Linked DNA regions of Homo sapiens: region 1 is linked to region 2. A link is an interaction called in ENCODE POLR2A ChIA-PET data of the cell type or tissue named here. Cell type or tissue: HepG2. All regions are shown on one strand. Each heading gives the region's core, and the rest is flanking DNA. Links, peaks and the distances in the headings are about the cores only. Region 1 overlaps RAB11FIP3 (RAB11 family interacting protein 3). Region 2 holds the start of DECR2 (2,4-dienoyl-CoA reductase 2).

Region 1 (8,318 bases), core at 51-8,050, 69 kb after region 2:
CTTCTCCCTGCAGATCCTGATGGCCAGTGCTACGGTGGTGTCGCTTCTGCCCAAGATGAGGAGCCCCTGGCCTGCCCGGACGAGTTCGATGACTTCGTCACCTATGAGGCAAGTGGTTTTCACCCAGGAGCTTGGGGGAAGTCTGGCATCCACCTCTTCCTTTATGCCCTACAGCTCGTGCCTCCTGCCTCCGGGCTGTCTTCCGTAGAAGCTGGCGTGAAGGAAGGGCCTCCCGCCCTGTGTGCACCGTGGGGCTCTGTGGCTGTGACGGGAGGCCCACAGTTGTCTGTCCCACACGCCCTGTCAGCCTGGGCAGGAATCCTCCCCCAGGGCCTGTCGCCAGCAGAAGTGGGGTGGGCAGTGATGTCATGACCACCCGCTGCCAGGCTGGCAGGCACAGGCGGAGCAGAGGGCTTGGGAGGATTCCTTTTGTCAACTTGCAAATGATTTTCTGTGTTTGGGGATGCCTGACTAATGCCTGCCCCTGCTTGGCTGTCCTCCACCCTGCTCCCAGATGCAGCCAGGGTTGTCATGGTGACGTGGCGTCTCCTGTGTCTCCTGTCACTGTGGGTCCCTTGTTCTCAACATAGCTGGGGAGAGGGTCTTCGAGCACAGCCGTGGTCGACAGAGCGTAACCATGTCCGCCGGTCTGGAGGGTTAGATTCCAGGAGAGCCACGTGGCTGCAGCAGAAAATGCATGAAGTTGAACTTGAGCCCTTGGGGGCCGCCGGGAAGGTGGAGGTGGCAGCCGCCAGTCCTGGTCAGCCTGCTGCCGAGCAAGGGTACCAGAAGTGGGGCTGAGCTGCTGGCCGGTAGGGCCTGGGCTTCTCATGTCAGTCCTCTGAGCCCTGACTCCTCGAAAGCTGAGGCTGGCACAGGGTAGTTTTTGAGTTGCTTTTGGACGCCACTGTACCGTGGGAGCCATGGTATTATACTCAGTTCCCTGTTCCGAGAAGCTGCCCCAGGGATTAGTCACCCTCACCCTTGGGTGGGCAGCTTAACTTCTGCCCACACAGACCCTGGGGGTGGTTCTGCCTTACGGCGGTGTCCCAGTTATCAGCTGGGCTGCAGCTTCTGGGGCCAGGGCGCCCACCGTGGGTCCCATGTTTGGCCTTGGTGTGCTCTTTCTGCACGTGAGGCAGCAGTGAGGTGCTGGCTAAGAGGGCGTGTGGTGGGAGTTGGACCCTCTCGCATGGCTGCAGTGTGCAGAACGTGCTGGGAGACCCCAGGACTACAGACGGTGGCTCCTGTGCCCTGAGAAGGACCCGGCTTCTTCACGAGGAGATGCCCAAGGCTCTGCAGGGTAACCCAGAGCCCTTGGTCTGCAACGTCCGGGGAACTGTGTGTTCCTGGGCGTTCATGTGCCTGTGCACTCTTTCTCACGTGTATCCGTCTTTTTGTTCCCCTCTCATGTTTGTTAGGGCATTGTTGATTGTTTATATCCTATGTATGGTGCAGTGGCTGAAGAGTGGCCTCTCAAAAGATATGTCCACCCAGCAGCTGTGGATGTGGCCTTATTTGGAAAAAGGGTCTTTGCGGATGTAGTTCATTAAGGATCTCAAGGTGATATCATGCTGGTTTGGGCCCTAAATCCAGTGACAGGTGTCCCTGGAAGACGGGAGAGACACACAGGGGGAAGACCATAGGAAGACAGGGCAGAGACTGACCAGAGCCAGGGAACTCCTGGGGCTCCCAGAAGCCAGCAGAGGCAAAGATGCATCCTCTCCGAGAGCCTTAGGCAGGAGCCAGCCCTGCTCACACCTTGGCTTTGGACTTCGGGCCTCCAGAACTGAGAGGATAAACTGGTGTTTCTTCACGCCCCGTGGTCTGTGCTAGTTCGTTATGGCAGCCCTGGGCAGGGAAACCTTGAGTGACGTTACTCGAGGCACCAAAGGCACCAGTGCATTTTATCCTTAAAGGCCCACGTGGTCTGAAGGGTGTGGCCGAGCCTCACGCTTGTCACTTCAGAAGGGTGGGAACCTGACATGTCAGAGCTAATCCTTCTCATATTTTTAGATCCTGATTTCTTTTTTAGAATGGAAGAAAGTTTTTTGACTTAAAAAAATGAATATGCTTCATGTTTTAGAGCAATTTTAGGTTTACAGAAAATGGAACATAGTGTAGAGCATTCCGGGATCACGTTACATGATTATTTGTTTTGTTTTGTTTGAGACGGTCTGCTCTATTACTCAGGCTGGAGTGTGGTGGTACAGTCTCGATCTTGGCTCACCACAACCTTCGCCTCCTGCGCTCAAGTGTTCTTCTTTCTCAGCCTTTCCAGTGGCTGGGACCACACTCAGTAACCACCACGCCCAGCTGATTTTTTGTATTTTTTTTTTGTAGAGATGGGGTTTCACCGTGTTGCCTAGGCTGCTCTCAAACTCCTGAGTTCAAGCGATCCACCCGTCTTGGCCTCCTAAAGTGCTGGTATTACAGGCGTGAGCCACCGCACCCAGCCTGATATGTTAGTATTAGCCAAAGTCCGTAGTTGAGGGTTCACTCTTGGTGGTGTGTATTCCGTGTTTTGACAGGTCCACGATTATAGTGTCACAGAGTCGATTCAGTGCCGGCTCATCCCTCACACCAGCCCCCACAACCACCGATCCTCCGTGTCTCCACAGCTCTGCCTCTTCCAGAACGCCACGGAGCTAGAACCATCTGGCATGCAGCCTTTTCAGATGCGCCTCTTTCCCTTAGTGAATACGCAGTTACCTCTCCTCCATGTCTTGCTTTGCTTTTTAAGGGTGGGATGTAATTTTCCACAAAGTGGAGTTCGATACTGTGAAACTTATGGAAAATTTGCTCTTTTAAAAAACAGCTTGCACATCATGTCATCTTAAAAAAAAAAAGTCTAATAAAGATATGAGTAGGGAGTATGTGTTCCATCCAGATACCCTATTCGGGGACCCTCCACTGGTAGTCTTCAGGTAAATAAACCTTTGATTGATTGGTTGATTGGTTGATTGATTGATATTCTGAATGGTTCCAGTCAGACCCATTTCTCTTTACTGGGAGCATCGCAGTGCTCACACCGGGGTGGTCGGGTAAAATGTGCAGTTAGTCATGGCCGAGCTAGTGGGTCTGCTGGCTCGCACTGTTTTCCCAGGGATCCTTTCAGCAGGCAGCTTATAACGGGAAAGTTGCTGCTATGGTGTCTGAGTAAGTGGGGAGAGTAGAAGGGGATGGACTGTGGCGCCGCTGAGTTCCTGGGCATGGTGATGTCTGAGGATCTGAGCAGGTGGAGCCCAGGGGGTGGTGGGGCTGTTTGTCGGGTTTCTGGAAGAGCGAAGGGAAAGTCAGGGAGTGTAAGGCGCATCTCACAGAATCGTCGGGCCGCGCTCTCTCCCGTCCTCCCTCCTTCTCCCACTACTGGCGATGTCTGGAGCAAAGAGCTGCCTTAGTGAAATGATAGTGAAATGTGTCTTTTGTGCAAACCATTATCAGCTTAGGAAGCCAAAAACAAAAGCCACTCTGTTTTCAGCCCTGACTGACTAACCGTTTTTTAAACCAGCAAGGACACTTCCTGAACTTTGCCTTCCCCTCCCTGGGCAACACCAGCAGGAGGTTTATTAGAGCGTGTCTGGGAGCAGGTTAAACTTTCTCCTAGGTGGTGATGTGCCTCCAGGTGAGCGCACAGGCTTTGCAGAAACCCCAGCATGACAAGCAAGTAGGAAGGTGACATTGTTGTTTGAGAAAAGCCAGTGACCCGGTTGGGACGGAGACACGATGGGGAGCCGGTCTCCAACAGCATGCCCTTCCTGAAGGTGTGTACAGAGCCAGGCCCAGCCTGTGAGGCCACCCGGGCCAGCATCTGAGGGTAAGAGGAGGCAGTAGTGTGCACTGTGCCCAGTATTCCTATTTCTGTGGTGGAGAGAGGCTCAGGGAAGAAGGAACTGTGACGGGGACAGTGTTGGCCCCACTTGAGTTACTGATGGCCCTGAACGGGCTTTTTCTCTGTCCGCTGGTGATTTAGGGGACTTGTTAATTAGTGAATGTAACGTTTCAACATAGCGACGTTTTCCAAGATGCACTTTGATTTTCAAGCGAGTTCATCTTAACATTGGTAATTTGTAAAAATGTTAAAAAGTTGGTAGCATAGACTTGATGGCTTCTGGGCAAGGCCAGGTCCTGGCTGGCTGGCAAATAAAATAAACTGCCGGGGCCGGTGTGAGCTGTTACTGCATTTTATCCAGGAGGCCGGGAGTGAGCAGGCACCGTGCTCTGAGGTACATTTTTGTCTCTGGAAAGGCAGGTGATGGCTGCCCTGGAAAACTCCATGTAGGGAGGCCTTGAACTGCAGAAACCAACCCGCAGGGCTGAATTGGGAAGTGAGCAGGTGGGGTGGCTCCTGTGAGCCTCATGAGCTGTCTGGAACCCCCAGGGCATCCAGCCGGCCAGGGGCTCTGAGTATCGATGGCGATGGCATGGAAGTGGACGTCCACAACCCCAGAGCAAATAAAGGGGTGGGTGCAGTCACCGAAGCCGCTGAGGAGTGGAACTGTTCATCTCTGTGGGATCTACAGTGCACGGAGCCACTCTGCAATGGCAGGGAGGCCCGGCTTACTTTATTTTTTATTTTTTAAATTGTTTTTTGAGATGGAGTCTCACTCTGTCACCCAGGCTGGAGTGCAGTGGTGCGATCTTGGCTCACTGCAACCTCCACCTCCCAGATTCAAGTGATTCCATGCCTCAGCCTCCTGAGTAGCTGGGATTACAGGCGCCCGCCACCACACCCAGCTAATTTTTGTATTTTTAGGAGAAACAGGGTTTCACCATATTGGCCAGGCTGGTCTCGAACTCCTGGCCTCAAGTGATTCACCCACCTTGGCCTCCCAAAGTGCTGGGATTACAGTGAGCCACTGCGTCTGGCCCTCAGGCTTACTTTAGAAATGAGAAGGTGAAGGTGGGTCCAGAGCGGAGCGTGTGAGTTCCAGGCTTGGCAGGGTGCCCTGGCATCCAGCTTACAGGGAGTCTGAGTTTGTGTAGAATCTGCCTCATTGTTCCTGTGTCCGTGGAGAATTCTTTCCATCCCAAACCATCCTGTCTAAGCTCTGAGGAGGCACAGGTGGCTCTAAGGCGGCACTGGCTTTTGCCTGCAGGGGCACCATCCTCAGCTACAGGTCTAACAGGAACTTGGTGAAATAAGCAGGCCCCACTGCCCGGACCTCCCTCCCTTCGTAGGACAGATGCTCTGCTCAGGGCTCCATGAGCTGTTTGAGAGAAGGTGTGGGTTTGTTCTTAGAAACATCATGCTTTCTGTTGGGGACTTAGGGTCCACACTGGCCAGGGAAGGGCATCGGGCATCTGTCAGAAGTACCAGTCCATTGACTTTTTAAAAGCTGGTCCAAGGTCAGGTGCGGTGGCTCATGTCTGTAATCCCAGCACTTTGGGAGGCTGAGGCAGGAGAATTGCTTGAACCCGGGAGGTGGAGTTTGCAGTGAGCCGAGATTGCGCCACTGCACTCCAGCCTGGGCGACAGAGCAAGACTCTGTCTCAAAAAAAAAAAAAAAAGAAAGAAAAAATTTTAGGCTGGGCATGGTGGCTCAGGCCTGTAATCCCAGCACTTTGGGAGGCCAAGGTGGGCAGATCACAAGGTCAGGAGTTCGAGACCAGCCTGACCAACACGGTGAAACCCTGTCTCTACTAAAAATACAAAAATTAGTTGGGTGTGGTGGCGTGTGCCTGTAATCTCAGCTACTCAGGAGGCTGAGGCAGAATCACTTGAACCTGGGAGGTAGAGGCTGCAGTGAGCTGAGGTCACACCATTGCACTCCAGCCTGGGTGACAGAGCAAGACTCCGTCTCAAAAAAAAAAAAAAAAAAATTAGTCAGGCATTGTGGCAGGCGCCTGTAATCCCTGCTACTTGGGAGGCTGAGGCAGGAGAATCGCTTGGACCTGGGAGGCAGAGGTTGCAGTGAGCCAAGATGGCGCCACTGCACTCCAGCCTCGGCGACAAGAGCGAGACTCTATCAAAAAAAAGAAAAAAGAAATTTTAGGCTACGTACTGAACCACTGAACCTGATGTTGTAATAACCACACTTTTTAGAGTCAGCAGCGGGTCTTCCTGGTGCCCCTGGGGTGAGTCTTTGTCACTGATGACTCTGGGGCAGTGTGGCCCCTGTGAGTGTGCAATCCTGTTGGGGTAGCTGGCAACTGCCCTCAAACCGTCTCGGACCTGTGCGCTGGGCTTCGCATCCTGCCCCGTCATGCCTTCCCCACAGGCCCAGCCTCTGACAGACATCCTGGGCCTGCCTGCTTTCCTGGCCACTCCCGCCTTTTCCTGCCTGGCGTCCCGCAGGCCCAGCACAGGCCAGCCCTGTCCTGAGTGGGCCCTGGGCCCTGCCGTCCTGCAGGAGTGGGAGCTGCCCAGGGACGGTGAGTAGCACGAGAGCTGGGGTTTCTTACAGTGCTCTCCTGGTTCTGGATGTTACAGTGGATGCTCTTGAGGAATGACTTAGTTTTTATGAATTACTTCCTTAGATTGTAGGGGAGATTATAATTGGACACCCAGAGTAGGTACACTTCACAGCACTCCCTGTTCCCTTGTGGCTTTAGAAGCAGCTGGCAGGGATTTCCCACCCACCAGTGACACTCGCACCCTGCAGTCCTTGTTTCTGTGCTTTGAAAAGCACCTTCCTGGGTTGTCTTTCTTGGTTCCATGAGGTGGCCACCTTGTGAGACGAGAATTTATAACCCCCGTTTGCGGCAGGGCTCCAGGTGGTTGAGTCACACGTCTGAGGTCACACGGCTTTTAATAAAGGGGCCAAAGATGGAACTGCGGCCTCCCGCAAGTGCGCCAGGCTCCTGGCAGCTCGGCCTGGCCCTTCACGTCTCTTCCAGTGAGGCTCAGGTGGGTGCAGCCTGGGGTGGGACCCTCTGGTAGCCCTCGCAGGTCTTAGCACACTGTCTACTTCTTTTTTTTTTTTTTTTGAGATGGAGTCTTGCTCTGTTGCCAGGCTGGAGTGCAGTGGCATGATCTTGGCTCACTGCAGCCTCTGCCTCCTGGGTTCAAGCGATTCTCCTGTCTCAGCCCCCCGAGTAGCTGGGACTGCAGGCACGTGCCACCACGCCTGGCTAATTTTTGTATTTTCAGTAGAGATGGGGTTTCACCATATTGGCTAGGCTGGTCTCGAACTCCTGACCTTGTGATCCACCCGCCTCGGCCTTCCAAAGTGCTGGGATTACAGGCATTAACCACGGCGCCCAGCCACTTTGTCTGCTTCTTACGATACTAGAACTAGAGTGCAAAGGGCATCTTTTTCTGCTGGGACTGCAGCTTTTCTGAGATCTTGTTTATTTGCAAATTGTTAACCTCAGAGTCTTCTGAGCATGAAATGTTGGCCACTTTTCCTAACCAGCAATTTCATTTTCATTAAGGTTGAAATTATAAATTGAAAATGTTGGCTGGGCACGGTGGCTCACGCCTATAATCCCAGCACTTTGGGAGGCTGAGGTGGGCAGATCTCTTGAGGCCAGGAGTTCAAGACCAGCCTGGGCAACATAGCAAAACCTCGTCTCTACAAAAAATACAAAAATTAGCTGGGCACAGTGGTGCATGCCTGTAATCCCAGCTACTTTGGTGGCTGAGACACAAGAATCACTTGAATCCGGAGGCAGAGGTTGCAGTGAGCTGAGATGGTGCCACTGCACTCCAGCCTGGGTGACAGAGTGAGACCCTGTCTCAAAAAACAAGAACAATTAGAAAAAGAAAAAAAAAGTTCTGTTTAATAGTTCTTTAGTTTTGTGTTCATTTGTATGATCCACAAATATTTACTATCTACCTATACCTGGTCCTATGCTAGATGCTAGATACTTAAGAGTAAAAACAAGTTGGGTGTGGTGGCTTATGCCTATAATCCCAGCACTTCGGGAGGCTAAGGCAGGCAGATCACTTGAGCTCAGGAGTTTGGGACTAGCCTGAGCAACATGGCAAAACCCCATCTCTACAAAAAAATACAAAATCAGCGAGGTGTGGTGGCTCACACCTATAGTCCCAGCTACTCAGGAGGCTGAGGTAGGAGGATTGCTTGAGCCCAGGAGTTTGAAGCTGCAGTGAGCCAAGACCGCACGACTGCACTCCAACCTGGGTGTCACAGTGAGACTCTATCTCAAAAAAAACACAGCAGTAAAAACAGTAAAAACAATTGGTTGCGATGGCTCACACCTGTAATCTGAGCAGTGTGGAGGATCACTTGAGGTGCGGAGTGGATGACCAGCCTGGGCAACAGAGTGAGACCCTGATTCAAAATAAATAAATCAACAAACAAACAAACAACTGAGCCAGGTGTGGTGGCACCTGTAGTTCCCAGCTACAGCTA
Region 2 (8,318 bases), core at 291-8,290:
TGCGCCTCGCGCGCCGACTTCCAGTCCCAGCAGGCCGCGGGCGGGGGCGGGGCCTCCGGGGAGAATTCGGGGGAGGGGCGGGGCCTCCGGGAAGCAATCAGGGCAGGGGCGGGGCGTCCGGGGAGTGGGGCGGGGCTCCCGGTTCCAGGCGAGTTCGCAGCTGCGCGCCGGGTCCTGGAGGCCGAGGCCGCTCCCGCCCGTTGTCCCCGCAGTCCCCGACGGGAGCGCCATGGCCCAGCCGCCGCCCGACGTGGAGGGGGACGACTGTCTCCCCGCGTACCGCCACCTCTTCTGCCCGGACCTGCTGCGGTGAGCGGGGCCTGGGAAGCGAGCGCAGCCTTGGTGCGGGGTCCGGTCCGCGGGCGCCGGCGCCCCCACGTGGTCCCCGAGGGCTCGCGTGTTAGGAAACCTGTCTTGCCTGGCTCCTTTCTTTCTTTTTTCTTTCTTTTTTTTTTTTTGAGACGGAATCTCGCTGTGTCGCCCAGGCTGGAGTGCAGTGGCACGATCTCCGCTCACTGCAAACTCTGCCTCCCGGGTTCAAGCGATTCTCCTGCCTCAGCCCGGCTAATTTTTATTTTTAGTAGAGAGGGGGTGTCACCGTGTTGGTCAGGCTCTTTTCGAACTCCTGACCTCAGGTGATCCACCCGCCTCGGCTTCCCAAAGTGCTGGGATTTACAGGCGTGAGCCACCGCGCCCGGCCCAACCTGGCCTCTTTCTTAACAGAAAATTTTAGGTTGAAATCATTTTTCCGGAAGACCCAGAAGGCCCAGGAATGCCAGGTTTTGCCCAGCAGCTCTTCATTTTCCTGCAAACGCCTTGGTGTTCACAAGAGAAGGCAGCCCGGGCAAAGGTCGATCCTCCCCGGTCACCTGCCCTCACTCGGCTAATGGGCGGATCCTTTTTTTTTTTTCCTTTTCTTTTTTTCAATTGGCAACATTTTCAAGTTTCTATTAAAATTTTGATCTTTTGCCAGGAGCAGTGGCTCACGCCTGTAATCCCAGCTCTTTGGGAGGCCGAAGCGGGTAGATCACCAGAGGTCAGGAGTTCGAGACCAGCCTGGCCAACATGGTGAAACCCCGTCTCTGCTAAAAATACAAAAAATTAGCCGGGTGTGGTGGCGCACACCTGTAATCCCAACTACTTGGGAGGCTGAGGCAGGAGAATCACTTGAACTCGGGAGGTGGAGGTTGCAGTGAGCCGAGATCGCACCATTGCACTGGGCAACAAGAGTGAAACTCCATCTCAAAAAAAGAAAACAAGTTTTAAATTATGTTCTCCAAGGACAGGTATTGACAATTCTCTCTGAGTGTTCTGCAGGAAAAAAAAAAAGTTTTTTTTCGAAACGGAGTCTCATTCTGGGTTGAAGCAATTCTCCTGCCTCAGCCTCCCAATTCTCCTGCTTCAGCCTCAGTGCGCCCAAGTGGGACTATAGGCACACAATACCACGCTGGGCTAATTGTATTTCTAGTAGAGGTGAGTGTCACCATGTTGGTCAGGCTGGTCTGGAACTCCTGACCTCAGATGATCCACCTGCCTCGGCCTCCCAAAGTGCTGGGATGACAGGAGTGAGACGCTGCACCTGGCCCAAAATTAATCTTTAATAATTAAGAATAGGAAAGGCAACTTGGAGATCAGCAAAAGTTTGCCATCCATCTGGTACAGTTTGTGCCAGTCATACCGATCAGTACACATTTAATGCGTACAAGAAAATCTCTAATAAATAAAAAAGCCATATTATCCCGACGTAGCTTGCTGAATCTCAGGTATCATATTTGATATTAGTGCCATGCAGGGCTTAGGAGAGAGGAAATTATAACCTCTATCTTGTTTAAGCCAGGGTATTTTTCTCTCTTGTATCTACTTCTGTCCATTTCTGTCAAAAGACACAGAAATACCCTTTCCCCCACTGCACTTTGCAAGTTTGTGTCAGCACAAGTTCAGGACCAGCCTGAGCAACAAAACGATACCCCTCTCTAGAAAAACTAGATGAAAAATTAGCTGGGCACTCTGGCATGCACCTGTAGTCCCAGCTACTGGGGAGGCTGAAGCAGGAGGATCCTTCTAGCCCAAGAGGTCAAGGCGGCAGTGAGCCGTGATGGTGCCACTGCACTCCAACCTGGATGACGTAGCAAGAACCTGTCTCAAAATAAATAAATAGGCCCGGTGTGGTGGCTCATGCCTGTAATCCCAGCACTTTGGGAGGCCGAGGTGGGTGGATCACAAGGTCAGGAGATCGAGACCATCCTGGCTAACACGGTGAAACCTCATCTCTACTAAAAATACAAAAAATTAGCTGGGCGTGGTGGCAGGTGCCTGTAGTCCCAGCTACTCTGGAGGCTGAGGCAGGAGAATGGTGTGAACCTGGGAGGAGGAGTTTGCAGTGAGCCTAGATCATGCCACTGCACTCCAGCCTGGGCGACAGAGCGAGACTCCATCTCAAAAAAAATAAAAAATAAATAAATAAATTAAATAAAATACTATAATTTTATGAATTTTCATTTTATTTATTTATTTATTTTTTAAGACCATGTTTCGCTCTTGTTGCCCAGGCTGGAGTGCAATGGCGCAATTTTGGCTCACCACAACCTCCGCCTCCTGGGTTCAAGTGATTCTCCTGCCTCAGCCTCCCAAGTAGCTGGGATTACAGGCATGCACCACCACACCCGGCTAATTTTTTATATTTTTAGTAGAGACGGGGTTTCTCCATGTTGGTCAGGCTGGTCTCGAACTCCCGACCTCAGGTGATCCGCCCGCCTTGGCCTCCTAAAGTGCTGTGATTAGAGGTGTGAGCCAAGGCACCTGGCCGAATTTTCATTTTAAATCATTGCCGTATAGCAATATGGGAGGTGTATTTTAACAGGGCTCTTTTATTTTTTATTTATTTTTATTTTATTTTATTTATACATATTTTTTGAGACGGAGTCTTGCTCTTTTGCCCAGGCTGGAGTGCAGTGGTGCGATCTCGGCTCACTGCAACATCTGCCTCCCGGGTTCAAGCTATTCTCCTGCCTCAGCCTCCCAAGTAGCTAGGACTACAGGCACCCACCACCACGCCCAGCTGATTTTTGTATTTTTAGTAGAGACGAGGTTTTACCATATTGTCCAAGCTGGTCTCGATCTCCTGACCTTGTGGCCCACCCACCTTGGCCTTCCAAAGTGCTGGGAGCCACCGGCCCGGCCCAATAGGGCTCTTTTAAAAGAGCCTCCTTTTTTATTCTCAGGGACAAAGTGGCCTTCATCACAGGAGGCGGCTCTGGGATTGGGTTCCGGATTGCTGAGATTTTCATGCGGTGAGACTGCTCTGTGTCCCTTCCCTGCTCCTCGCTTCTCCCTGCCCGGGCCCTGCTGGATGCCCGACCCCTGGAAAGATGTTGGTGGGAGGTAGATGTCCCCTGCTCACCTACCCGACAGGATCCAGGTGCCTGCCAGAGGGACTGGGGAGCGGTCGAGGATTGCCCTGGGGGGAGTCAGGACTTCAAGGCCCCTACAGGTCAGTGGAGATTGTGTGGCTCTGGTCTGGGGCCTGCTGGGACCTCGAGAGTCAGGGCTGTGTCGGGCCCCAGTGCTGGCGCCCTGCAGAGCACATTTTCTCCTGGGACACAATTCTGTGGCTTCAGGCCAGGGTCAGCAACTTATCCCACCTGACAGTGGCTAGAGTTAGGCTGGGGTGGGGGAAAGGGACCCTTCCTCAGTTCCCCTGAGGCCCCTGCTTTTCAGACCAAAAAGGTGAGTCCCACAGGAAGAGATATGGCCTTTCCACTGGTGGCTTTGTGCTCAGGGCATCTGAGGACCAGATGGGACATTGCAGCTCCAGTGGGACCTGCCTAGCAGGGGTAGCTACCTTTATGGTTATTGTGGGCAAGCAACCCCCGAACCAGAAGAGCCGAGAAACCAAAGAACAAGGCAGACAGATCCCGTTTGTCTGTGTCAGGTGATTTTACCAGGGAATTTGTGGGCAGAAGCGTAGTCTTGGGTGGCTGTGAGACGGGCGTCTCCATGCTGTTACCCCCAGGCCCAGGGCTTCTATACCACAGGGAAAGGGGTCCTGCTTCAGAGGGAGTGTGTAGGAATTTGTTTAGGATAACATCAAGGTGGTTTTGACCTAAAGGCAGGACTTCTTTGTGCTCTTTCGCAAGAACAGTAGATAAGCTGGAAATCCTAGCGGCATTCCTGGAACCAGGGTTCATAGAGGCCAACGTGGTGGATTCGCATCCACGTGGTCAGGAAGGGGAGCAGGGAGCACCCCGCTTCAGAACAGTCCTCCACGCCAGCCCCACAGGGAGAAGGGGGTGGAGAATGTGGGCCCAGCAGGCCCCAGGCAGATGTGTGGGCTGGGCGTCTGTGGCTCACAGCTGTCTCTGTACCTGGTGTTTGGGGCAGGACCCGCAGGCCTGTGCGGTGGGATGTCCCATGCCAGAAACCCCGGGGTGGGCACCACCTGAGGTCCCTCCAGAGTACCTCAGTCCTGTTCACGCCCCTGTGCCCTCTGCCAGCTGGGCCTTCAGCCTGGACTGGTACTTCCGCCTGAGAGACTCCTGCTCAGGAGCTGGGCAGATGCCCCGGGAGTGCCCCTCGCCCACACTGCCCTCACACCTGCTTCTGGTTTTGCAGGCACGGCTGCCATACGGTGATTGCCAGTAGGAGCCTGCCGCGAGTGCTGACGGTGAGAGGGCCTCTCCCATGGTCCCCTGTTCGGGTGGCTGTGGGGGGGCTGGGGCTGGGCCTGGGCCAGGAGAGTCCAGAGGCTATGGGGATGTTGGCACCAAAACTTTTTTTTTCTGAGACGGGAGTCTCGCTCTGTCACCCAGGCTGAAGTGTGGTGGTGCGATCTCGGCTCACTGCAGCCTCCACCTCCCAGGATCAAGCGATTCTCCTGCCTCAGCCTCCGGAGTAGCTGGGACTACAGGTGCCCGCCACCACGCCTGGCTAATTTTTGCATTTTTTTGGTAGAGATGGGTTTTCACCACGTTGACCAGGCTGGTCTCGAATTCCTGACCTCAGGTGATCCGCCCACCTCAGCCTCCCAAAGTGCCAGGATTACAGGTGTGAACCACTGTGCCCGGCCGGCACCTCAGCCTCCCAAAGTGCCAGGATTACAGGTGTGAATCACTGTGCCCGGCCGGCACCTCAGCCTCCCAAAGTGCCAGGATTACAGGTGTGAACCACTGTGCCCAGCCGGCACCAAAACTTGCACCTATCCTAAATATGGAGCTTCAGTGTAAGTGGCCTCCCAGAGACATCTTTGACTTTTTAAAAAATCTAGTTATTGGGTTCTGGGAGGGACCTTCCTGTTTGGGGGTAATGTGGCCCCAAGAAAGACCTCTGGGCTCACCTGGGTTATTTAGGTGGTCCGTGCGTCCCACCTACTGGAGCCCTCGACCTGGGAGGAGAGTCTCACCTGTGCCACCTCTGGTCTGCAGCAGGGGCAGGACATGGGTGACAGTGGCCTGGAGGGCGACGCAGAGGGAGGATTCTAGGACAGGTGGCAGGTGGGGGGAGAGCGTGGCAGGTTCCCACAAACATCCACTGGGGTCGTGGGCACTTGCAGGCTGTGCTTCCCCAGAGTGGGGTCCAGCAGCAAACCCAGGGTCCCCGAGGAACCCGGAAGCATCGTCCTCTGCAGATTCCAAAGGCCTTTTCTCCAGGCCGAGGCTGCAGGGCTGCTGTCTGCCTCTTTACCTGGCTTCTAGGCCGCCAGGAAGCTGGCTGGGGCCACCGGCCGGCGCTGCCTCCCTCTCTCTATGGACGTCCGAGCGCCCCCAGCTGTCATGGCCGCCGTGGACCAGGCTCTGAAGGAGTTTGGCAGAATCGACATTCTCATTAACTGTGAGTCGGTGCTGAGTGAGGTTGGTGGCTTCTCACAGGTTGGTGGTACCATTTGGAGGCCCTAGAACTCTGGTCATGGGGTGGGGACCATGCCAGGGAACCTAGCTGCCTGTGCTGGGGTGGGCTGCACCCCATCCAGGTACCTGAGGCCAAGACTCAGGCTCCGGCCCCCTGTCTCCGGCCCCATCTCCGGCCCCCTGTCTCCGGGCCCCTGTCTCCGGGCCTCTGTCTCCGGGCTCTGTCTCCGGGCCTCTGTCTTCGGCCGCATCTCCGGCCCCCTGTCTCTGGGCCTCTGTCTCCGGGCGTCTCTCTCCGGCCCCATCTCCGGCCCCCTGTCTCCGGGCCTCTGTCTCCGGCCCCATCTCCGGCCCCCTGTCTCCGGGCCCCTGTCTCCAGGCCTCTGTCTCCGGCCCCCTGTCTCCGGGCCCCTGTCTCCGGGCCTCTGTCTCCGGCCCCCTGTCTCCGGGCCCCTGTCTCCGGGCCTCTGTCTCCGGCCCTCTGTCTCCGGGCCCCTGTCTCCGGGCCCCTGTCTCCAGCCCCCTGTCTCCGGACCTCTGTCTCCGGGCCCCTGTCTCCGGGCCTCTGTCTCCGGCCCCCTGTCTCCGGGCCTCTGTCTCCGGGCCTCTGTCTCCGGCCCCCTGTCTCCGGCCCCCTGTCTCCGGGCCTCTGTCTCCGGGCCTCTGTCTCCGGCCCCCTGTCTCTGGGCCTCTGTCTCCGGCCCCATCTCCGGCCCCCTGTCTCCGGGCTTCTGTCTCTGGCCCTCTGTCTCTGGCCCTCTGTCTCCAGGCCTTTGTGTCCCGCCTTCTGTCTCTGGCCCTCTGTCTCCGGCCTGACTCCGCTTCTCTGGGTGGCAGCAGGTCAGCACAGCTGCAGCCCAAGTGGACGCCATGAACACAGCTCAATGGTAGAGTCGGGTGCCCTTGTGTCCTGAAATTCCGTCTTTAAAAAAAAAAGTAATAGCCTTTTTTTTTTTTTTAGACAGCATCTCACTCTGTCACCCAGGCTGGTGTGATCATGGCTTACTGCAGCCTCCACCTTCTGGGCTCAAGCCATCCTCCTGCCCCAGCCTCCTGAGGAGCTGGGACTACAGACGTGTGCCATCACGCCTGGCTAATTTTTATATTTTTTATTTTTTGTAGAGACAGGGTCTTAGTGTGTGTTGCTCAGGCCAGTCTCAAACTCCTAGGCTCAAGCAATCTTCCTGCCTTGGCCTCCCAAAATGCTGGGATTACAAGCAAGAGTCATCAATAAAATAGAAGCTAGCCTGGCCTAGCTTTTTTTTTTTTTTTAGAGGGAGTTTCGCTCTTGTTGCCCAGGCTGGAGTACCATGGTACAATCTCAGCTTACAGCACCCTCCGCCTCCCGGGTTCAAGCAATTCTCCCGTCTCAGCCTCCCAAGTAGCTGGGATTACAGGCGCCCGCTACCACACCTGGCTAATTTTTGTATTTTTAATAGAGATGGGGTTTCATCATATTGTTTAGACTGGTCTCGAACTCTTGATCTCAGGTGATCCGCCCGCCTTGGCTTCCGAAAGTGCTGGGATTACAGGCGTGAGCCGCCGCGCCTGGCCCCCAGCTTTTATTTTTATTTCTTTATTTTTTATTTTTATTGATTTTTATTTTTATTTTTTGAGAGAGTCTTGCTGTGTCGCCCAGGCTGGAGTGCAGTGGCGCAATCTTGGCTCACTGCAAGCTCCGCCTCCCGGGTTCATGCCATTCTCCTGCCTCAGTCCCCCAGTAGCTGGGACTACAGGTGCCTGCCACCACGCCTGGCTAACTTTTTGTATTTTTACTAGAGATGGGGTTTCACCATGTTAGCCAGGATGGTCTCGATCTCCTGACCTCGTGATCCGCCCGCCTCAGCCTCCCAAAGTGCTGGGATTACAGGCGTGAGCCACCACGCCTGGCCGATTTTTTTTTTTAAATCACAGTTTTAGGTTTATAGAATAATTAATAGTATATGGAATTCCATACTCCCACCTACAGTTTTCCCTGTTAACATCTTGCGTTTGTTACAATTGATGAACCAACACTGGTTTCACTCTGCAGAAATTCCCTTTTAAAAACATCCTGTGTATTAGTTTCCTGGGCTAACAGAGTACTACGACCTGTGTGGGTAAAACAACCGAAATATAATCTCCCAGTTCTGGAGGCCAGAACGTCCAAGGGGAAGGCGTCGGCAGAGCTATGCTCTCTGAAGGCCCCAGGGGAGAGCCTCTTCCTGCCTTCTGCGTGGCTTCGGGTACTGCCATAGCCCTTGGCCCTCCCGGGCTCGGAGACCGTCGCTGCACTGTCTGCCACTGTCTTCCCGTGGCGTGTGTCTGTGTGTCCTCTTCCCTTGTTATAAGGATGCTGGTCATTGGATTTAGGGCTCACCCTAATTCGTTGTGACTTCAGTGTAATTCGATTATCTCTGCAACCCACCCCATTTCCAAACAAGGCCACAGTCGCAGGTACGGAGCCAGGGCTTCAGCATGTCTTCTCTTCTCGGG

Evidence for each region. Peaks named below come from ENCODE experiments on the same cell type or tissue, not always from the same donor. Only the 100,000 strongest peaks of a DNase experiment are listed, where the experiment ranks them.
Region 1: POLR2A ChIA-PET joins it to region 2 with 18 read pairs; 7 of 35 experiments call an interaction of 5 or more read pairs at or near these places.

Annotation. Positions count from the first base shown.
Region 1 is chr16:471,282-479,599 of GRCh38, forward strand. RAB11FIP3 (RAB11 family interacting protein 3) reads left to right here. Exons shown (of 14, transcript NM_014700.4): 3 at 14-108. Among named protein-coding and RNA genes, the nearest start is that of RAB11FIP3, 50 kb to the left of the region's middle. In HepG2, for the core only: no CTCF peak of the experiment used is centred there; a DNase peak (open chromatin) is centred at 3,500; H3K4me3 peaks cover 2,671 bases.
Region 2 is chr16:401,735-410,052 of GRCh38, forward strand. DECR2 (2,4-dienoyl-CoA reductase 2) reads left to right here and starts at 151. Exons shown (of 9, transcript NM_020664.4): 1 at 151-309; 2 at 3,222-3,290; 3 at 4,612-4,663; 4 at 5,691-5,826. The coding sequence starts at 230. In HepG2, for the core only: a CTCF peak has its summit at 399 (motif pointing left); DNase peaks (open chromatin) are centred at 838 and 4,167; H3K4me3 peaks cover 2,047 bases.